3 separate regions of the Mus musculus genome follow, and all the other regions are linked to region 3. A link is a loop called in an ENCODE intact Hi-C map of the cell type or tissue named here. Cell type or tissue: heart. All regions are shown on one strand. Links, peaks and the distances in the headings refer to the core of each region. The heading gives the core; the rest is flanking DNA.

Region 1 (7,850 bases), core at 3,018-5,517, 120 kb after region 3:
AATGAAAATGTGTTTCCCAAGAGCCTCTCAGCAGTTCTAACTTGCTTATAAGAGGATTTATCACGGGCGGTAGTGGCGCATGCCTTTAGTATGCCTTTAATTCCAGCACTTGGGAGGCAGAGGCAGGTGGATTTCTGAGTTCGAGGTCAGTCTGGTCCACAAAGTGAGTTCCAGGACAGCCAGGGCTATATAGAGAAACCCTGTCTCGAAAAACCAAAAAAAAAAAAAAAAAAGAGGATTTACAAGAGCAAGCTATAAATGACTCCTCATAGCTGGGTGCTGGTATCCTACATCTTTAATCCCAGCACTTGGGTGGCAGAGGCAGATGGATTTCTGAGTTCAAAGCCAGCCTGGTTGACAGAGCAAGTTCCTGGACAACCAGGGATACCCTGTCTTAATGAATGAATGAATGAATGAATGAATGAATGAATAGTTCATTAGGTTTAGTGCTACATCAATTTTTTTTGTTTGTTTGTTTTTGTTTTTTTAAGACAGGGTTTCTCTGTGTAGCCCTGGCTGTCCTGGAACTCACTTTGTAGACCAGGCTGGCCTCGAACTCAGAAATCAGCCTGCCTCTGCCTCCCAAGTGCTGGGATTAAAGGCGTGTGCCACCACGCCTGGTGCTACATCAATTTTTAATCTCACATTTTTCTCAGACTTTAAGTGTTGAGTTTTAAAAAGTTATTTCTTGGGATTTTATAATTTATCTCTTCTTAGTTACCAAGTAAGACACTCAGATGATGAAAATAAAGTTGTTCACAGCGTTTTAATCCTTCCCAGTTGAGTCTTACGCAAAGAACACACTAGTATGATTAAGAAGTCTGAGGAGGGGGCTGGTGAGATGGCTCAGTGGGTAAGAGCACCCGACTGCTCTTCCGAAGGTCAGAAGTTCAAATCCCAGCAACCACATGGTGGCTCACAACCGTCCGTAATGAGATCTGACTCCCTCTTCTGGTGTGTCTGAAGACAGCTACAGTGTACTTACATATAATAAATAAATAAATCTTAAAAAAAAAAAAAAAAAAAAAAAAGAAGTCTGAGGAGGAGCCAGAATGGGGGCATATGGTTGTAATCCCAGCTACTGTGGATGCTGAGACAAGAGGATGGCACCTGAGAAACATTGGGAGACCCCTACCCCCCAACACCCAAAACAGCGAAGGCAAAGAAATCCCTGTTTCTGTTTTGTTTTAATTTTATCTATTTTTGTTTGTTTGTTTTAGAGTCAGGGTTTTGAGGTTTGCAACAGGGTTTCTCTGTGTAGCCCTGGCTGTCCTAGAACTCACTCTGTAGACCAGGCTGGCCCGGAACTCACAGAGATCAACCTGACTCTGCTTCTCAAATGCTGGAATCAAAAGAGTGCACCACCACCTCTGGCTGACTTTTGCACTTGAAAGCACAAGCATTTTCTGCGGTACCAGCTTATGTTTTCTGAAAAATTACATAAGCAGCAGAATACAAAGTTCCCAAGGAGTGGAATAAACTGCAAAGCTGCTCAGAATCACTTGGGAAACAGCTTGCAGGTCTTGTTTGGGGGTGTTGTTTTGTTTTCATGAATCAGGTGACAAATGTGAACGGTGGAAGGTTCCAGGTGCGAGACCAGACAGCTAGGTTGTGAAGCCTTTGTTCCTGCCATTTAGTTTTGACACGGGCAAGGAGATTAAATGACCGCACACTTGATAACAAGAGCCTGACATTTGCGGGACTTTGGCTGCAAAACTAGAAGTGCACTAGAACACAGCCATGTTGCCTGTTTGTAACATTAAACAGAATTTACTGAAAAGTCTTTAGAACAGATGGACGATCTGCAGGCGTGCCTCTGACAGCTTCAGACTCTCCCGTGTGTACGTGTTTCTGATGCTCTTGTTTTGTCTTTTACGGACTGCTTTGGTGTTGAGTACAAAATAGGGTGGGAGGCAACGGCTTTATTTCTTTCTAAGAACAGAAGAGCAAAGTAAAAATTACCAACCTATGTTTCAGGATTTTCCCAATCCAATTACCTTAGTGCGGAAGAGGCCCCGAGAGTGGACCGTGGGGGGGGGGGGGGGGAGGGGAAGGGAGGTGGAGCTAAGCATTGCAGAGACAGAGAGCATCTCAGAGTAGGAGGAGAACTAAGATGGCTGCAGATGTGTACCGGGGGGGGGGGGGGGGGGGGGTCTTTTCCAGGCTCAAGTAGCTATGATTTCACAAGGTTAGAAATATTGCGATAAAGCTTCTATCATTATCAATTGCCTCTGAAATTATTGTATTGGCATCTCATAAATTGTGATATTATTGATACATAAATCTGATTGGTTAACTAAGCATTAAGAGTCTTGCTTGATTCTACCGGGGTACTGGGTATTATGATATGTGGGCTGACTGCGGGGTGTGAGGTAGTGAGAGGAACTCAGGGGCCCCAGCCAGAGAGATGGCCTGTTGGGTGCCCTGTGGTCCAGCGCAGAGAGTTGGTGGGTTCATTTTTTTTTTTTTTTTTTGAGACAGGGTTTCCCTGTGTAGCCCTGGCTGTCCTGGAACTCACTCTGTAGACCAGGCTGGCCTCGAACTCAGAAATCCGTCTGCCTCTGCCTCCCGAGTGCTGGGATTAAAGGTGTGCGCCACCACACCCGGCTTGGGTTCATTTTTTAATATCTCCCACAACAAACCTAAAAAACAAATATCTAAGATTTAGGAGGGTCAGGCCACCTGGACTACATAGCCATACCTCCTCCCCCAACCTCATCATCTTTAAAAAAAAAAAATCTCACCAGAATTAAATTAGTTCATCTCCAAAGATATGTATATGTGTATCACATTTAAACGTGACTATCAATGACAAACACGTTAAAACAAACACAAATCTGTAATATGTGTATTAAGAGTATGAATAAAAAGAAAACCATTCTATTCTCTCTCTCTCTCTCTCAGACTCAAGCACAGGTACATATGTGCACATGCGCACATACAAGCGTAGATCGTATCTTAAAGTACCTTGACCATCTCTAAGGGCAGTCTTCATTCAGTCTCTGTCTTATTAGGGGCTACTTTAGAGTATTTCTAATTGCACGATATTAAAATGGACACTTGAAACTGGGCATGGTGGTGCACACCTTAATTCTATCACACAGGCAGAGAGGCAGAGGCAGATCTCTTTGAGTTCAAGGCCATCCTGGTCTACATAGGAGTTCAGGATAGCCAGAGCTACAAAGAGACAAAACAAAGAAAAAAACCAAACCAAAACAATGTACCCTGGTTTGTCAACATGTGCACATTCAAACTACACACATTAATTAACTCCATACATGCTGAACAGTCTACAGATAGCAGCTGTGCACTTCCTGAAAATGTAACGGACTCAGCTAAGGAGGAGAGGCCACTAGCTATTGTCACTACCGGAGATGGACTAAAGAGCGGGCCGGTCCCTTTAGCTTTTGGTGGTCAGCCCCTTTCCTCACTCCCCAAGGTCTGCATCTAGTCTGCTGGTCTCTTCCTGGCTGTAGGCCACTCCCATCTGCCACCTGTCTCTCCATTACTTTGTGTCAGATAAATGACACTTGGGAATGGAATGTCCCGCAGGGTGGAGGTTGTCCCAGGCACTTGCCTCAGTTGTTGGGTAGTCTTTTCAGTCCCCAGTGGAGCTGACTAAGGTTTCAGCTGACTCGGGAGCATAGGCAGGGGTGCTACCCTTTCGTGCGCGACTAAGTTCTAGTCACGTGACCTTGGATTCTCTTTCTTACTGCAGCAAGTTGAGCCTTTATCTCCTTTTGCTGACAACCACAAAAACCTCTAACTGCAAGCCTTAGGTTTGTGTTGTAACTGTTGCCAACAAAACAAAATAAGAACCTCTCCATTATCTCTCTCAACACAAAAACAAATGTGGTCCTAATTATAAAAAGCCCTCAGCTGCACCTTTGAGCTTAACATTATCTTTTCACAACTTATTTGTCTACTCACTTATTTGTTTGTGGGGGTGAAGTGTAGTGATGCATGCATTTGGGGGTCAGAGACAACACACGCATGGAGAAGTCAGAGACAAAGTACCAGAGATAATGCACTCCACCGTGAGGCCCAAGTATTGAAATCAAGTCCCCAGGGCTGGCAGCAAGGTCCTTTGTCTACTGAGTCATTTTGCCAGCCCCAAGTGTAGCATTTCACTGAGAAATATAATTGTCGGGTCTTTGCTTATCACCCGCTATCCAGAAGTAATGAATGCTATTGATCCAATGCTACTGATCCGATCTATGATAAGGGTGTCTAACCATAAACTCTAAAATCCTGATCTCCATGGTGAATCCTACTGCTTATCAGGTGTGAGACAGGGCAGTACAGGCCCTCTGGTGGGCACTGAGAAATGTGCAGGGCATTTTCTGTTGTCACAAGGGCAGGATTTGGCATTGGATGGGTAAAGTACAGGGATGACACATACCCTACTGTTTGCGGAACACTTCCATACAAGATGCCAATGGCTTGGGCTGGAGCCCGCCAGGAGGCCAGGAGTGCCAGAAGCAGTCTTGCCTGCTGGGGCATCCCTAGTCTCTTGTCTCAGCTTCATTATTATACAGTGCTGTACCAGGCCTTATCCACTTACTTCTAAAAGCAGGGACCCATAGTTTCATGGGCTTAGACTGAGTCCTGGTGCATCCTTGAATCTGCTCAACAGAGCCTGTCTGTGAGAAAAGCAACAGTAGTGTTGGGACAAAGCAAGTTAGCAGTTCTCAAAATGTGGTCCTTAGATCTCTGAAAGTCCCTAGAAAGTATCTCAGAGGCTCTGATAGGTTAACTGTTGCGATCATAAAAAGAGAAAGAGCTATAAGAACATGCTCTAGCAGGGGTGCCTCAGCAGACCCATGCCAAGGCATCCCTTCCCCATGAGGGACCAGACACACACCGGTATAGTATAGAAGAGAGCTTATTCAGGGCCTGGGGAGGGGAGTTAAGAGAATAGCAGAAGCAGAGAAAGGCAGAAAGGAGAGAGTAGAGAAGTGGGGGGCCCCCCGGCCATGACCACGTAGAGTAAGGAGGAAGGGAATGGAGAGTGGGGGGGGGGGGAGCAAGGGTGCAAGAGGCAAGGGAGAGAAGCAGGAGTAGGAGAGAGAGGAGGCAGCAAGCAGCCCCTTTTATAGGGCTATGCCTACCTGGCTATTGCCAGGTAACGGTGGGGAGGAGCATGCGTGGCTGCTGCCTGGAACTGTGGGGGTGGAGTCCAGACAGAATACTAACATTAACACCATCTTAACTACAAGCCTGGGCATTACTTATTTTCATTGATTCACATCCGCACGGGTGGACAGATGGACAGAGTGATGAGGGGTTAAACGGGCGCATTAGCATGAATCCTGGCTGCAGTGCTCTGTACTCCTCACCAGCACAAGGAGATACTGCTAACCACGCGCTAAAGTTGCTAATTCCGTTCTGTTCACCCCTGAGTGCTCCTTGTTTTAAAATTCTATGTGACAACAAACTACTTCTCCTATATGCAGAATATGAGGCTGATCCTGAGCAAAGGTTTCCAAATCAGTTACTCCTCACACTTGATCGTATTTACTACTTTTAGAGAAGTAGATATGATGTACTGTTAGGACTGGGACCCGGAAATGGGGCGGAAGCGGAGCCGGAACCCAGAGATTTCAGAATCCAGAAACCGCATCAGGCTGCAGATCTAACTTTATTGTTCAATACAAAAGACTTATATGCAACCTCTCAGCCAATATGAGAGCAGTTCTGTGCCGGCTGGTGGTGGCCCACGCCTTTAATCCCAGCATTTGGGAGGCAGAGGCAGAGGTAGGCAGATTTCTGAGTTCGAGGCCAGCTGGTCAACAAAGTGAGTTCCAGGACAGCCAGAGCTATACAGAGAAACCCTGTCTCGAAAAAACAAAACAAAACAAAACAAAACAAACAAACAAACAAAAACCAGAGAGAGAGAGAGAGAGAGAGAGAGAGAGAGAGAGAGAGAGAGAGAGAGAGAGAGCGCACGCGCGCAGAGGGCCAAACCGGGGGATTAACACTTGCTGTGCTGTCGGATTGAATCTAATTTGCTTGAGGTAACTAGGTAGGTAGGTAGGTAGGTAGGTAGGTAGGTAGGTAGGTAGGGAGTGGGGGAGGGGTTGATTGCCTAGGGGGAATTTCCTTGAAGACAGAGGAAGCAGCGATTGCCCTGAGCTCGGGTCCATTGTTCTGTCTCACCAGTTTGTCAGGGCCACTTTAGATCTCCGCTTGTATAGTTGGATCAGGATTCCCAGAGCAGGCGCAGGCCCAGAACAGGCACAGGCCCGGCCATGGCATTGCACTCTCCATTCCACGTTTCCCTCCATAGGTTCACTACCACACCCCCCACAATGTGTTATCAAAGCATCACTGTGTCTTTCCTGTTTACATTTTAGATAATACAGGTCTACTTGTACATTCATACCATTTTAATATCTTACTCAATCAGTATCTGAATACCCATGCAATCACTTGAAGTTAATTTGACTATATATCTGAACACAACATACAAATTTCAGATACCATATATGGTTATTACATACCACAAAGAAGGACAAAGCTTTGCTATTAAATAACATCTCTTATTACCTTTCCGTGAGCTACAAAGAGTCATCTGGAAATTCTTTTAATTAGTTGTTGACAGTTTCATAACGCAGATAATGTGTTTTAATCATACTCATCCGCCACCACTACTTCCCATCCCGCTCCCATGTCCACAGAACCTTTCCTTCTCATCCCGCTCCCATGTCCACGGAACCTTTCTTCCCATCCCACTCCCATGTCCACGGAACCTTTTCTTCCCATCCCGCTCCCATGTCCACGGAATCTTTTCTTCCCATCCCGCTCCCATGTCCACGGAACCTTTCTTCCCATCCCGCTCCCATGTCCACGGAACCTTTTCTTTCCAACTACTTCTACTTGGATGTCTTTTTTTTTTTTTTAATTTTTATATGTAAGTACCTTGTAGCTGTCTTCTTCAGACACTTTTTCTTCCCTCTCCAGCCCCGCTCCCTCCGGGGCCCAAAGATTTATTTATTATATGTAAGTACACTGTAGCTATCTTCAGACACCCCAGAAGAGGGCATCAGATCTCATTACAGATGGTTGTGAGGCACCATGTGGGTGTTGGGATTTGAATTCAGTATCTTCAGAAGAGCAGTCAGTACTTTTTATTGATGAGCCATCTCTCCAGCCTGCCTTTTTTTTTTTTTTTTAATGATACACTGAGTTTGATTAAGATTGCTTTCTGGGGCTGGAGAGATGGCTCAGTGGTTAAGAGCACCGACTGCTCTTCCAAAGGTCCTGAGTTCAAATCCCAGCAACCACATGGTGGCTCACAAACATCCGTAATGAGATGCCCTCTCCTGGTGCGTCTGAAGACAGCTACAGTGTACTTAGATATAATAATAAATAAATATTTAAAAAAAGATTACTCTCTGTAAGCATGGCTGGGGGGCATTTATTAGGACATTAGCAACTTACAAGTGGCTATGCTGAAAAGGTCAGCTCAGGGACTTTGGGAAGGTCATGAAACACTCACCCCTCTGGTAGGGAGAGGCTAATTAGCATTTCTCAGACCACAGGGCTGGGACACATTCCAGAACTGCTCACCTTCAGATAAGGGAAGTCCTTGTCACCTCATTCCCTAAAGACCAATCAGTTTAAAGGGTGCACTGTTCTGCCAATCATGTTGTGCCTAGTTGCTGATGCTCTGTTCTGCCCCTGGAAACTATATAAAAACTCCCCAAACTGGTGCTGAGGGTCATTGCTTCTCCTTCAGGTCTGAGGCGACCCCAGTGCACTGGAACAATAAATTCCTCTTGCTTTTTGCATCTATCCCAGCTCCACGTGGTTCACTCAGGGGGTCCCTGGTAAGCTAAGATGAAAAA
Region 2 (7,850 bases), core at 3,018-5,517, 110 kb after region 3:
AAAAAGGATTTTTTTTCAACTCTTTGGCCAGAACTTAGTCATGTAGACACATGTTTTGCTGCAATGGAAAATGTAATATTTTATAAGCTAAGGGGCCCCAGAGTAAAAGGGACAATAAATAGTTTCTAACACAGACTGACATTTTTATGAGTGTTATACTTAAGTTATAGCTATGCCAAAAATAAGTGATGGAATGGGATGAAGGAGTGCTCACTGGGAATCTCTCAGAGCCCCTGAGGCTGGGTCTCACAGAACAAACACACAATAGCAATGAGGAAAATACAAAGAGGCTTCTGCACGGAGAAGGTGTCGTTGATCCAGCTTCCTCCCTCTGCAGCTCTCATCACGGTCAGCCAGCAGCACTGACTTCAGCATCTAGAAAGCTTCCTTCACGGAACCAAAATGCCTTCCACATTGCCAGACACCCAAGAGCTTTGCCTTTCATTAGCTCGAGGGATGACCCCACTACGACTCATTCATTCCTAATCACACCGGCTTAGGGGAGCAGCATTCCCTTACACAGGAGAGGCTGGCCATTCTCTCAATTACTGTGGAAAAGAGGCAGGTGATGCCAAGCAGCCCATTGCACTCAATGGCCCTTGTGCAAACAAGGACAGGCTAGCCTACCAACAGGTAAACCAGATGAACAATGGATCAGTGGATCATTAACAGTATTCAATAAAAAGTACAACATTGATGCTTGTGAGAAGAAAGAAGTACTTAAGCACACTGAGTTGCATATCTAAAAATCATTGAGGTGGCACACACTTTCTTTTGTTATCTTACCACCATAAGAAAGAGCATAGTGATAGAGCTTAAAAGAGCCCCTCGTCCCTCTCTTTTCCCTACACATAACTACTGTTAACAATCCAAGGCCAGGCAGTGGTGGTGCATGCCTTTAATCCCAGCACTCGGGAGGCAGAGGCAGGAGGATTTCTGAGTTCAAGGCCAGCCTGGTCTACAGAGCAAGTTCCAGGACTACACAGAGAAACCCTGTCTCAAATTAAAAAAAAAAATCTATAATGTTCCTTTGCTTAAAAGTCAACTTACCACTGAATTACTGTCCAAATATGTTTGGTATACTCACTACATCTACATTTATTAGAGTTTGTGGCCTCAGCTTGAGAAAGATTATGTGCTGAGAAAGATTATGTGCTGAGAGCATTATGCTCGGTTAGTGCTATTTTGAGTCACTCCCAAATCTCTGCACCCTCCAGGATTGCAGTGGCTACACCGAGTGACGGGAGACGTGAACTGTTGCTGCTCTTGCTGCCAGAAGTTACTGTGACCCCCCCCCCCCAACTCAGATTCTGTGAGAGTTCTTGATGACAACACTGAGCCAAACCAGCATGACCCCCTCCTTCATGGACCAGGAACCTTCAGCACACAGAAGTATCTAGCAAAGGACCCCAAAAGTGCAAATGCTAAGGGGAAAGTCTGAGCCACAGTGGGACACTGGACACGGTGCTACCAAGAGGACCTTGGACTGGGCTGAGATATCAGTGTGTGTGTGTGTGTGTGTGTGTGTGTGTGAGAGAGAGAGAGAGAGAGAGAGAGAGAGGGAGAGGGAGAGGGAGAGGGAGAGGGAGAGGGAGAGGGAGAGGGAGAGACCTGAAGGATTAGGGTTAGCAGGCTGAAATGCAGATATCATGTGGAGAGAAACACTCAGAGAGGGGACTCAGCTTTGGAAAGGGCCATGTGGCTGGAGCACGGTGGGCTGAGATGGGGTCAATAGAGCATGGTACATCCCACATGCTCACACCAAGCTCTTTGCTCTCCACAAGGATGTGGAGCATAGGTTTCTGACATCCATAGTATATCTAGCAAGAGACTGCTTTTCCCCCGAGCTCCCAGACATTACAGCTTAAAAGAGCTTGGAACCCTGAGAAAATTCTACTATTGCACTAACCTTGTAACATCAAGCCAGCAGATACTAAGGACAAAGAGTAGGCAAGCCATTATAGCACTGCAAAGTCCCCAGTCTGGAAGTTCCAGCTGTACACTTGAGCCAGACGGAATAAGCTAGCGCGTGGGTAAGCAGCACACTGATGCTTGCTGTACCAGCCTGGCAGCCTGGCTAAAAAGTGACCACTCCTAATGAAGCAGAGAGGAGTAGTGGGGAGGTGAGCGGCGTGGGGGAGCCGGCTTTTCTCACTCCACCCACATTAAATTCATATCCTCTGAAAAAAATCTGGTACTCGGACCTATTCAAGTTTGGAGCTAGAAGAACGTGGCTGAAGGAGATGTAGGTCATGGAACTGCTAGTGCCTTCCCCAGGCGGAGTCCCTGTCATTACTATAGTTATTGCTTCTCCACCCATCCTGAGCTTTTAGAGAGACTTGGCAGGTAAGAGAGGGCACTCGCTAGACAGGTCATAAAAATGTCTGTCTAAATAAATCAGCAGGCATTCCTGAATGCCCACAGACACCACCCCTCCCCCCCCCCCAGGCAAATGCTGCCCTCTTTCCTGGGACATGTGGAAGAACTAGCCTAAGAAGTGACCTTGGCATTTGTTTTGCCCAGATATTAACAACACGTATATGTAACAATATGTACATTATATAACTAAGGTTATATACATATTTGTGTGAGAAAGGAAAAAGAAGTTATCTGCCAAGAATGTTTTGCTCAGCACCCAAAGTGCCCCTGGTATGACCTAGAGAGGTTTCCACAGTGTGACTTTCAATTGGGCAAATATCTAGCTCCTGGAAAATCAACCTACAGCAATCAAAGGCTCGTTCAGAGAGTCTATTGGCACTTCAGTAAAATGGAAAACAAAAAGCTATGAGCATGCGTCCTCTTACCCTTCAGCCATGCAGAGAATCATTAACTTCCGATCTGCAATTTATCTAAAGAAATGTTAGTGTGTATAGTTAAGGGGAAACATAAAGGGGCGAAGAAGAGGTGGAAGAGGAAGAGGAAAAGACAGGAGGAGGAGAAAGACGGGAGGAAGTGACAGCCACCACTTATCATTTGGAAAGCACTAAACCAGCTCGCAGGGCCAACACTCTCGAGCTCGAGGCTCTTGAGCCCGATCCCTGTAGCTTTCCATTCTTGTCTCTGAGGTGCCGGTAGGTGCCAGCATCTGCTGTGCACTCCACTGCCCAACAGCAGCTTTGTTTCCACCAGGATCCGTTCTCTCAGCTAGCATGTCCATACAGTATCAGTAAAATTCCCGCTTCCAGCTAGAGGATCCAGCTCTCCAGACACTTTAGCTCTAAGTCTTCCTCTGGGTCCTGCCACAGCCAAGGTCCAGGCGTGTGACTTAACCTTAGCAACCAGCCCTGACTTCCCAAGACTTTGACTTCTGAACCTAGGAAAACACTGACAGAGAGGCGAAGGTCACGTACTCCAGCCAAGCGTGTTGAAATAGACCTGCCTCTTCCCAGGCTGCTTGCCTCTTCCCAGGCTACCTGCCTCTCCTTGCCAGCAGGCTCTGTTCGGCAGGCTTCTTTAACACCTCAAGACTGAACACAATGGCTTTTTCTGCTTTAGTGCCAGAATTTACATTTTCTTTTCTTGCAGCCAATGTGTAGTTAGTAGATATTCAGTACCTTCAGGGAACACGTCAAATATTTGCAGTTGGTTATCTTGCTATAAATAGAGCAAAATACAGCAACGGTCTATCAATATCCTGGAGAGAGAACCTAGTAGCCTAGAGGGTCTACTAAAGAAGCCAGGATTTGGCTGTCCCTGGCCAAGGCCACTTCACTGTAAGTAACCAAGCTTGACCCATCCTTTACCTGGAGCTGACCTGCTGTATAAGATGTATTCTTTATCATTTTTCCCATGGAGTTTTCATTTTGAAATGAAATGTTTCTATAATGGTCATAGTGAAGATTTGGGAACTGGAGAGATGGCTCAGCAGTTAACAGTCTTGGCTGCTCTTTCAGTGGACCAAGGTTTGAGTCTCAGAATCCACACAGTGGTTCACAACCATCTGGAACTCTAAACCCAGGACATCCAACACCCTCTTCTGGACTTCCAAGGGTATTGCATACAAGTGTTATATAACATAAATATAGCGAGACCAAGCTTGGGAAGGTTTGCTGGACCTGAGTGTGCTTTCCAACTTACCCAGCAGTATGAGCCACATGTACGGAGTTGGCACAGATGACTGAAAACAACCAAGAATGACTGCACTCTGTATGCCCACCCTTCTGAGAACCAAGGAACACACCATATACTTCCAAGAACAGCACGAAGGCCACACATAGTGTCCCATCCCGACAGTCCCAGCACTCCAGGGGTGACCTCAGCTATATAGCAAGCCTAAGCTACAGAAAACCTTGTCTCCAAAATTCCAAAACAGCTGGAGAGATAGCTCAGCAGTTAAGAGCTGTGGCTGCTCTCACAAAGGACCTAAGTTAAGGCTCAGCTCCAATATCAGGTGATTCAGTGTCCTGCAAGTACAGCTCCAGTGGTTCCAGAGCCTTCTTGTGGCCTCTGCTGGCACGCCACGCACACACATACACACACACACATACACACACACACCACACACACACCATAAATAAAAACAAATGTTTCTAAAACAAAGACTGTGAAAGAGACGTCCCTGAGGAGCAGGAGCCAATGAGGAGCTTGGAAAACTAGAAGAAGAATGGAATTTCTTTCTTTATTTTGTGGACATGGAGTTCCAGATTGGGACAGTGGAAAGTTCTAGAACTGGAAATGGTGGTGACTGCCCAACATGATGATTCTATTTACTGCCTTCAAGAGTTCTGTACTGGAATGTATTTCAAATGACAAATGGTGTGTTCCATCTACTTTATCACTTTTTTTTTAAGCTTCCGATGAAATATAGTAGCAGTCAGAGCAGGGGAAAATAGTCATACGTTGCGAAAACATACTGGAAATACTTGGGTGATGTTGACATGAAGACTTGCATTCTCTGGCTCATTCATCTGAGAAATTTTCTAATTAAAAAAATATATATGTATATATCCTGGCAATGATGACACACACCTTTAATCCCGACACTCAGGAGGCAGAGGCTGGTGGATTTTTGTGATTTTTTTGATGCCAGCTTGGTCTACACAGTGAGTTCCAGGACAGTCAGGGCCACACAGAGAAACCCCATCTTGAAAAATAAAAGCAAGCAAAAAAAATTGTAAAAATGATCATAATTACAGTGAGACTCCGACACTTGGCAGCTGCTCTTGGTTTTGAGACAGCTGTCACGCTGGAGCAGATGCCGGCCTGCAGCTTGAAATCCCCCTGCGGCGGTAGCCTCAGGAGTGTGCAGGTCAGGTGTGTCTTGCCGTGCCTGAGTCTCAGAATGATTTTTTTAAAGCCAAAGCTTTAAAGACTGAACTTGACCGCAATGGACCAGTCACGTGACTTAGTATATAGTCATGTAACTGAGTGCTATGGAGATATTTTAAATTACAATGTAGGAAAATATTTAATGATATGGAAGTATCCCTGTATAATGCTAGTGAAAGAGACGTCCCTGAGGAGCAGACCTAAAGTTGACTGAGTGCCGACTTCTTAAGTGTTGAATTTGTTAAGTTTTTATAACCTATATTTATGTAAGGTTACTTTGACAGCAGTAATTCTTGATAAATTGAGACAGACATTTTGTCCAAAAAATGTTTCCTGAACTTATGGATGTTATTACATGACTGCAACCCAAGTTGTTTAAGTACTTTAGGATGCCATTTGTCCAGGTCCAGAACCAAACTCAAAATAGCAAAGTTGTTTTGTGTCTTTATTTTTGTTTTTAGCACAGATCTTCTGTTTCTTTCATTTCTTGAGTTTAAGCTTCCTTCTGACCATTCCTCTTGACTCTCTTCCACTTAAAGGAGGTTAATGAGAAGAGAACAGCTAAGAAGAGGCCATTCATGGTGGTCCCCACACCTTTAATCCCAGCACTTGGGAGGCAGAACAAAAGAATCTCTCTGAGTTCTGAGACAGCCTGGTCTACATAGAGATCCTGTCCCCCCAGAAGTGTTTCTGTTAGTTATGGCCCTGGCACTCCTTTCTGGTTTGGTTGTTTGGTTGGTTTTGTTTAGCATTATAGCATCTTTCCCCTAATCTCCTCACTCTTTTTCATGCTGTGACCTTAACCGGCATCTGCTGTGCACTCCACTTCCTTCCCACTTCCCAACAGCAGCCTCATTTCCACCAGGATCCGTTTTCTCAGCTAGTGTGTCCGTACAGTATGAGTAAAATTTGTTTTGTGGATATGGTGGTGGCATATACCTTTATTCTCAGCACTCAGGAGGCAGAGGCAGGTGATTTCTGTGACTTAGAGGCCAGCCTGGTCTACAAAGCTAGCTCTAAAATAGCCAAGGCTACACAGAGAAACACTGTTTCAAAATAAAACAAGCAAACAAACAAAAATGACCTTGGCGGCATACTTTCTGGTCACTGTTGGGATTTTTGTTTTGTTTGTTTGTTTGCTTGTTTTGTTGTCTTGTTTTTTCATTTTCCATACCTGTAAACTCATTCTGGATTCTCGTTCCTGATACTGTCACTTGAGGGCCATGCTGCTCTCTGGTCCTTCGGTAACACTCACACCTGCAATCAGCTCCTGGGTGCGGTAGAGGAATACTTCTGTAGTCATTGCAGTTTATGTTGATGTCTGTTTTCCTTCCATGACCAACCTGAGCTACCAGAACTCCTGTGTTGCTGAAAGACTCTGTAAGGAGCACTGTTGGTAAGGGTGATATCATTTCCATGTCCTTGCTTCAGAACTTAATCTGCCTAAAAAAGCATTTTGGAAATTCTTCCTTCCTACCTCCCCTTTCATATCATCTTTTCCCCAAGGTAGAGGGGAAAGTTGAAGGCACACTGGAAACCTACTCATCTGTGTCTTTCCCATGTTTGTTTGTTTTTTAAAATGCCCTTGGTACCAGAGGGACAATTTTTTTAAAGATTTATTTATTTATTATATGTAAGTACACTGTAGCTGTCTTCAGACACTCCAGAAAAGGGTGTCAGATCTCCTTACGGATGGTTTTGAGCCACCATGTGGTTGCTGGGATTTGAACTAATGACCTTCAGAAGAGCAGTCAGGTGCTCTTTTTACCCACTGAGCCATCTCCCCAGCCCAGAGGGACAATTTGAATTAATTTTCTGTGATAGTTTAGTACAGTACTTTCTACCCTTCCTATGTCATACACATGTCTGTTGAAAGGTGATACATAGCCCTAGAAACTACCCCATTGAATTCTGCAGATATTATAGAATGAGCTAGTAAGAGTGGTAGCAATCTCCTTTTTTTAAAAAAAAATTGTTTACATTTCATATATTGCCTATGCACACACACATGCATGTGATATGGCACACACGTGGAGGTCAGAGTCATTAGTTTATTCTTTACTTGAAGTCACTGGAATCAAACTCAGGATATCAGTCAGGCTTGCACATCTTGCTGGCCCATGATGCCTGTTGTTGAGGAAAACCCACCGGAAAGCAAATAATGATGTCTTAAGGAAATATAGGGCCTTATGGGCATCTCAGCGCCAGGGTGCTTGCTTAGCTTGTGCGAGGCAGGGAGTACAGAACTGCCAAGAGAAAAAGGAGGAAGAGGAGGAGGGAGAAGAGGAGGAAGAGGAGGAGCAGAAAGGGAAGGAGAGGATATAGAACTAGAAATAAGCTCCCCTGTTCTCTTATTTTGAACATAAACATTTTTCAGTCTCCTTAATATTTTTTCCTAGAATATGTTGTTAGAGATGTAACTTTGAAACACTTAAAATTTTGTTGGTTTGGTTTGGTTTTTGTTGTTGTTTTGAGACATTTTCTCTGTGTAGCTCTATTCTGAAAAAAACACCACTTAAGAAAATTATTTTTATGTAAGTTACATACGTTTAAAAAAATTAGCAGGACAGTGGTAGCAGACA
Region 3 (7,850 bases), core at 2,708-5,207:
CCAGGGCTTGGAGGTTACAAAGCCTGATGCAGTTCTGAGCTCCGTGCTCTTGGCTTTGTGTTTCTAGTTCAGGATACAAACCCTCAGCTCTGCTATGCTCCAGCTGCTACGCCTGCCACCTCTGCTATGCCATCAGAGACGCCAACTTTCAGGAACCCAAATAAGAGCCCAAATAAGCTCTTTTGTCTATAAGTTACCTTGGTCATCATAATAGAACTAAGACGCCCTCAAATAAGCCTTGGAAGGGAGGGGCAAAGCAGGGGTGGGGGAGGATTCCAAGTGTCGACCACCTTAACTCAGTAAGGTTTATCCATCTCAGCCATGACATCACTCAGAACAAAAGAAGGCAGAGGAGACAGCATGAGAGGATTTCACCTTACAGAAACAAACAAAACCAGAAAAGTATAGTTCCCAAGACAGACAGACTGGCAGGCGGGCGGGCAGGCGGACGGACAGACAGACAGGCAGGCGGACCTCACTAAAACCTCATATCCTCTCAAGAGTTCTATACATATGGAGGATGAGGAGGAAAAGAAAGAGTGGGCTGGCAGATCCAGGAGAATCACTGATCAGGCCTTAAGACTCCAAAACACAGCAAATGAGAATCTCTGGACTCCTCAGACTCCTGGAGTCAGAGACAAGGTTTGCCAGTAGTGCCAAATCCCAGGCTTACCAATTAAGAACTTGTGAAATCTGAGACTAAGCAGCACAGGTCTGTGAGCAAGCGTCCTCTGGAGGGTCTGAGAGAAGGAAGTGACCTCCCTGCACCCCAGTGTCACAGATGTTAGGACAGCTGTCTGCTCCCGGTGGAGGAAGTCATTTATCACAGTAACGAGCACAGGGAAAGGAGTCGTTGTTATTCTTCTATAGTTAAACAGGAGACCCCACACTCTTACCTACTTCATCTATCACCTGGAGGCTTCCTGATAATCCCGACACCCCTCCTGCTTTCTCTGCCAGGACTTCTAGGATGGCGTCACAAAAGTGCAAAGCGAGCTTTCTAAAATATCCTTTCATTTTGATACAATTTCCTTTCCTTTGGGGAAAAAACACTCTTTCTAAAAGCCATCTTGCTACTTTCTTGCTTTCTATTTATTACTCCAGATTACAGAAAAATGGGTAAAAAGCAAATCCCTTAAGGAAAGCCCAGCCATTTTTACAATATAAAAGGCATAGCCAGATGGGGCTGGAAATAGCTTGCTTTCATTTTTAAATAAGATTACCTCTCTTTCTGAGCATAAGAGTCATTTTAAATTTAATTATTTTACTGTAATAAAATTCTAAACAGCTGACAAAATTAACTATAATGTCATAAAGATATCTAACCTTAAAATTCAGTTTTATCATTTCAGTGTGGTTGGTATTAAAAAATAAAATATAACCAGGGTTTTCTTTCAGAAATGTGTGGCTTTATACAGTCAGTATCTGCCCTTATTTAAAAAAAATTAAAAACCACAAGAGAATAAGATGAAAAAAAAAAGAGAGAGAGAGAATAAGATGAATAGCCGAAAAAAAGAAGTAATGACGGTCCTTTCGAGGGAGAGCCTATGGCGCGTGGCTGAAGTGGAGAAGGTGGCTGAAAGCAGAGACAAGGCAGGAGCGTGGGGCTCACACTCGTGCTCTACAGCAGCAGCCAGGGGGAGGCACGTGCAACACACACATGCAAGCGTGCACACGTGAGGGCACACGCACACACACACCCATGGTCCTGAAAATGAGGGCAAAAGAACAACTTCCAAATGAGTGACACCCAAGAAGCCTCAGAGAGCAGAATAAAACTGAGGGATATTTATAAGGTAGCTAGAATAGAGAGAGGATTTGGGGCAATTCCTGATGAATACATATCTCTGAATTCCAAAATATATAGGAAAAAATGTTTCCTCTCCAGAAAGTCCTTGCCCACTCTACTCACAATAAAGGACGGGTGTTGCTGTCAGCCGTGCAAGCTCTCAGCTCACCACGTATTACCAAGGCATAATAAGTAAATATATCTCCCCTCTGCGGGTTTTGCTCACCAGCATCTCATGCCTCGCTCGACATGGCTCAGTCCCTGGAGTCCCTCTTTGCCACAGGTACATTATAAAAGGAAGGAATGTGAGGACGGCTGACCAGAGCCCCAGGAGATGCTGGGTTCCTGTGTCATTCCAGAGCCTGGGCTAAATCGAGATGGCTTCCCTGGCAGGAGGCTGTACTGTCACACAGGGCCTGTGACACAGGGTCTCAGGACAGGCTTAATGTCCTATGATATAACAGGAGGGAAGGCCTGAGAGAGCATCGCATGTGGCTCAGGCTGCTCTCAAAATCACTACATAGCCTTGAACTCCTGATCCTCCTGCCTCCACCTCCCACTGGGATGACAAGCAAGAAACACCACACTGAGTATCAATACCCACCATCTTGAAAGTCTTCATTGTTTTTAATGTGGGGTTCTGTTCTCATTTTACACGAGTCCCATAATACATACATCAGGCCTAACTGGGGTTCTCATCTGGTCAGCCCTGAAGTTGACAAATAAAGTCTAGAACAGCGGTTCTCAGCCTATAGGCCACCACTCCAGGGGTCAAAGGGCCCTTTCACAGGGTTGCCTAAGACCATCAGAAAACACAGATATTTGCATTAGGACTCATAACAGTAGCACAATTACAGTTATGAAGTAGCAAAGGAAATAATTTTATGTTTCAGGTCACTACAATGTGAGGAACTGCACTAGCAAAGTAGAGAACCCCTGGTCTAAGAAAAAAAAAAAAGGTTAATTCTATAATTATATACCAGTTGGGAATGGGGATCAGTCTATAATCTTCTCAACTAGTCTCTCTTCACAAGTTGTTTTATAGCCTACAAGTTACTCTGAAAAATAATTCATTTCATTAAACTTTCTAGTGGGCTGAAGAAATGTCTGCCATGCAAATATAGAGCTGTGAGTTTGAATTCCCTAGCACCTACATAAAGATCTATCCCCATGTCTGTAACACTGTAGGGGCAGAGATCACAGGATGGTGGGACGGGTGAGACTGGAGCTCTCTAACCAACCAGCCCACACAATTGGTGAGCCTCCCATTCAATGAGAGACTGTGTCTCAGAAGATCAGGCAACTGAGAGAGGCAACTGAGAGAGACAGAAGTGAGCAGCCTCTGGCCTGCACATAAACCACACGTACAGAAAAAGTAAGTCCCCTACCATCGGAACAATGTTGAAGTGGACTGGAACACATGAGGCGTGTCTCTGGTTGTTAGTGTCGCACTCACAGGCCAACTGAGCCCCTGAGAGTCCTTTTCTCCTCCCCTGAGATTATGGCACAGTTCGCCAATTGGCTTTGCATGGGTCCTGGGATTCGAACTCAGGGTCACACGGCAAACACTTTACCCACTGAGCCATCTCAGCCTAAAGCAATCATAGCAATCATAGTAGGAATCTCCAAACGTCATTTTTCATCATCAGGTTGAACAAAGGACAGCAAGGAAAACTGGCAGCTGTGGACACAGATACATCAGAGAGCATGCCCAAAATGTAGGGACGGAGAAATTCCATAAGCCAGTCTGGGGAATGAAAAACCATGACTGACGGTCAGTCAGGAACGCCAGGTGGAAGGCCAGGATAGCGGGTTGTTACACAACAACTCAGAGCTAACATAACCAAGTTTACCCCAAGAATTTGCCCCAGAGAGCCAAGGAAGGGCCTCCAAAGGGCAGAATTCCTGGAGCCTCATCAGCTTCAGAGCCATGTGTTACACCAAAGTTGACCACTAGATGGCAACACATCCCCACTTTCTCAGTATACCAGCCTGGTCTTAATAAGATTTTGAGACCAGAGTAGAAAAAGAGCTGCACCCCAAACATCTTTTAAATACCAGAAGGCTTTCCTTTCCTTACATTCTGAATGTTGATTTGTAGTTCCATCTTGTAGTGATTGAAGTCTTTGGAAAGCTCGTGGCCTTGATGATAGAAAGTGAACATTCCCTGAAAGAAGGACAGCATCTATGACAAAGGAGAGGAGCGTTAGTTAGTGCATGCAAGGAAGGAAGCAAGCAACGCCTGCATCAAAACCACCATCCAGAGCACTGCCATCCGGAGCACCCAACCACCTCCCTGTCTGTCACGTCCTGAAATGAAAGTAGTTCCAAAGAAGTCACTAGAAATTAAATAACTGTAAATAGGTGGTCTGTACAGAAAATTATGAACAAGTTGTGAGTTCAAATTCCCTAGCACCCACATAAAGGTCTATCGCCATGCCTGTAACAGAGTGGGGACAGGGGTCACGGTATGGCGGGGGGGCTGTGCCCCTCACTGGGGTGAGGAGGAAGCTGTGCCAACAGGGCCTCCCAACGGTTTAGATGTTTCTCTAGACTTTCCCTAGCTGTGTCCACCCTTGACAACCTGTGAGGTCTCCCTTAGTGTTTTCACAAGGATCCACAGCAACGAGTGTCCTGCTACTCACAGGCTCCACAAACTCGAACTTCTTTCTTTCTTGGATTTCCTGGAGCTTGCACACATATTCAAGCGAGAGCTCGTAGAAATGCTGCCGGTTCTGCTCCACTTGGAGGTCGGCCTGTGTTAAAACAAGCACTGTGAGTTGACCCCACGGCAGGGAGCTATCAAGCTGGAGGTCAATGGCCTGGTGCTGGCCGTGGTGCGGGGCTTTTATAAACTTGTGTTAGAACTCATGTCTTACTCATTGTTACTCTCCTGCCACAGCAGGACAGAGCCACTGCTACAAGGACATACAGAAAAGTCTTCCCAAACTCTAGAGAAGAGCTTGATGACCCTCAAAGACTGAAGATTAAGGAAAACACTTCTTCCTGGAACAGTCAAAAGCCCCGTCGACACCACCTGCACACACACACACACACACGCGCACGCATCCACACACAGGCGCACACACACTACACACGATGAAATATAACAAAAGGGGACAAATCATATTGGGTAACATGAACAGCTATAACGCCAGCACTTGGGAAGCTACGGCAGGAGGACATGTCCAGGGCTAGACTGGACTACACAGCAAGATCGTGGCTTTAAAAAAAAAAAAGGAAGCAGATCCCGGTATGGCACACATGGATGGACTCTTAGGCTCTCAGATGAAAGGCAATGCACATCAGACATAAAAAGAGAAACTCCTACACATGAGGGAGCTACGACAGACCAGCAGAATGACAGAAGGACGGACGGTAGGGCTGGGAGCCCAGGGGAAGTCACGGCTTCCCAGTCAGGGCTTCTGCTTGGCTAGGCACAAAGGTCTGGAGACTGGTGGGGAACGGCTACACAGCCAGGTAAAGCAGTTAGCCAATGCCTGCGCAATATTCGAATGGCTAAAATAAACTGGAAGAAGATAAATATTTTCCAACACATTTTCAGAAGTTTATAAAAACAAGTGTAGTATTTGTCTGGTACTTTTAATTGAAAGTCTTTGAGTAACATAAAGTTTAAATGTCAAGTGAGCAAAATAAGAGCTTCTACCTAAAAGCCATGACGTTTTGTGTCTCATTATTCACCTACCAACAGTATAACCCAAAGCCAAAACCCTTAATCCCGCTGAGCAGTTAAACTGTGGAGTTGAAAGCAGTGGTTGGCTCACGTGACGCTCATGAGGCATCACTGCCTGCAGAGCGGAGAGTCATGCCCTCACGTGTCCTCGGTATGACTTGCCCTCACTCTGCTGAGCACCTTGCATCTGAACGTTCTGAGCAGCCAGAGCGGCTGGGCCCTCCACTGTATGATTCCCTCTCCAGATTCCCGAGCTCACAGTGAGCTCGCCACAATATTCCAAGTGTACATAGGAGCACAGAACGATTCGAGTCTACAATGCACTAACTTTTCCCGCCATGTTACGATTTGGACATGGCCTACATATGCCCTGTAAAGCCTGGCCTCTGACACGTCATTCTTGGGGGTGATGGAATCTTCAAGAAACGAGGCCTGCTCCGGGGTCATGGAGGCACTACTGTTGGAGGGATTAAGATCTCATGGAAGTGGACGAATTCCCACGAGACTACATTGTGTTAAGAAGCCTGGTACCTCCCCTGAATCTCTTACATAAACACTGTCACATGAAGCACATGACCACAGTGAGGACCCCATCAAAGCCAAGCAGACGCCAATGTCATACTCTCAGCTCTCCAGAACTATGAGCTAAATAAATCTGTTTTGTTTATAAACTCTCCATCCATAGGAGTTTTATAACAATACAAAATGAGCTTGCACACACAGTAAGCAAAAGCTGAATGAATGAATGAATGAATAAACAACTGTGTATTATAATCCAATTGTAATTCTATACATGCAGAAGACAGGAGATCAATCTCATGCAATATTACTAAAATATTATTTCTTTAGTGATATTTAAACTGAAATAGTATCCTTTGTCTCCTGGGGGAAAACAAGCATTAAAAACCAAGAAGGATGTAATCTTCTCCCAGAGCCAGTATGTGTTGTAGTACAGAGGCTGTCTAGAACTCAGGAACGTGGGTGGTGGGTGGAGGTGAAGGTCCTTGTGTCTGAGACCCACAAGGCGGGAGCAGCAGCTTCGAGGAGAGATACAAAAATGACCAACACCAGGCATGCTGCAACAGCCCTACTCTCCTCGTATCAACACCAGGCACGCTGCTGCAACAGCCCTACTCTCCTCGTATCAACACCAGGCACGCTGCTGCAACAGCCCTACTCTCCTCGTATCAACAAGAGGGCAGAATGGCTTACAAGTCTCTGCGCTCTTTAGGGTCTACATGATGAACAAGAGAGCTGTTTTCAAGTGGGCATCTGTACGACTGTGAAGAGTAGAGAGAGCAAAACAGAAATGAAACTGGAAGTGCCGTCTTCAGCGCCTCTTCAAGCTCAGGACTTGCAGTTTACTCATCTCTGAGACTGATGACACTGCCAAAGCCATACCTCACTGTGCACACATCCTGTTTGTGGTTCTCGCTCTGACAGCACTATTCTAGGCAGAATGGATAGAGGACTCTGAACTGTAGCCTTCAGAGGGCATACGGTCACTGAAGGGAGCCATGCAACACTACCTAGGAAGCGTAAGAACAATAAGCCAGAAGAGGAGGCCGTGTGGACAGAGAGCTGGAAGGAGCTCTGATCTGTTATGCATTGTAATGCTAAATACTGGCCCTGGCTGCCCCAGGGACGAGGAGACCCTTATGGCATCCAGGTGCTGCTAGGAAACCTTGCTCCTTTAGCTGCTGGGCAGGAGAGGTGGGTTCCGGGGGTTGGGGGTCTGAGGAGAGGACCACAGGGGAGAGAAGATACTGTGGGATAAGGGATCATGAGAACTGACCAATCAGAGTAAGAGCTGCCCAGCCAGCCATGGCAAATCATATCGCAGGGTTACTGGCAGGGACGTAGTCATAATAAACAGCATAGATTCTGGGTAGTATCTGCCCAGCTCTGGTGCTTTAAAGGTTTATGATAAATATAAAGGTTGAGTGCCTTTTATCTGGGAACCTAGTGATCAAAAGTAGGGTAGAAACCCCGATTGAAATTAATTATTACCATAACACACATGACCTGAGTAGAAGCTATTTGAGCCAGTATCTGAAGGAGACACACATGTGGATCTGAGTTAAGACATAGTAGGCAGGGGTCAGGGTATGCCTCTGTGGTAAAGGGTGCAAGCCCCAGAAAGAAACGGGCTTACTCTGAGCAGGTGTGCAATGCATGGCACAAAGAGTCCTGGGCAGGTGTGCAGTGCATGGCACACAGGGTCCTGAGCAGGTGTGCAAGTGCATGACACATGAGGTCCTGGGCAGGTGTACATTGCATGGCCCTATGGCTTCTGAAGTCACCATCTCCAGGGCTTTCAAAGAGGAATGAGAAGGGGCCACGTGCTGGTGGAAGGAGGTGGAGTGT

What was found. Peaks named below come from ENCODE experiments on the same cell type or tissue, not always from the same donor. Only the 100,000 strongest peaks of a DNase experiment are listed, where the experiment ranks them.
Region 1: a loop joins it to region 3, with 5 times the contacts of the local background. A loop is called at or near these places in 35 of 42 quality-filtered maps.
Region 2: it touches region 3 in a loop (5-fold over the local background); 36 of 42 quality-filtered maps call a loop at or near these places.

The regions. Positions count from the first base shown.
Region 1 is chr8:77,530,899-77,538,748 of GRCm38, forward strand. No RefSeq gene overlaps it. Among named protein-coding and RNA genes, the nearest start is that of Prmt9, 15 kb to the right of the region's middle. In heart, for the core only: a CTCF peak has its summit at 4,306; no DNase peak of the experiment used is centred there.
Region 2 is chr8:77,521,135-77,528,984 of GRCm38, forward strand. No RefSeq gene overlaps it. Among named protein-coding and RNA genes, the nearest start is that of Arhgap10, 7.2 kb to the left of the region's middle. In heart, for the core only: a CTCF peak has its summit at 3,977 (motif pointing left); DNase peaks (open chromatin) are centred at 3,097 and 3,337; H3K27ac peaks cover 497 bases.
Region 3 is chr8:77,416,203-77,424,052 of GRCm38, forward strand. Arhgap10 (Rho GTPase activating protein 10) reads right to left here. Exons shown (of 23, transcript NM_030113.2): 6 at 4,435-4,545; 7 at 3,870-3,974. Among named protein-coding and RNA genes, the nearest start is that of 0610038B21Rik, 97 kb to the right of the region's middle. In heart, for the core only: a CTCF peak has its summit at 3,737 (motif pointing right); a DNase peak (open chromatin) is centred at 3,679; H3K27ac peaks cover 215 bases.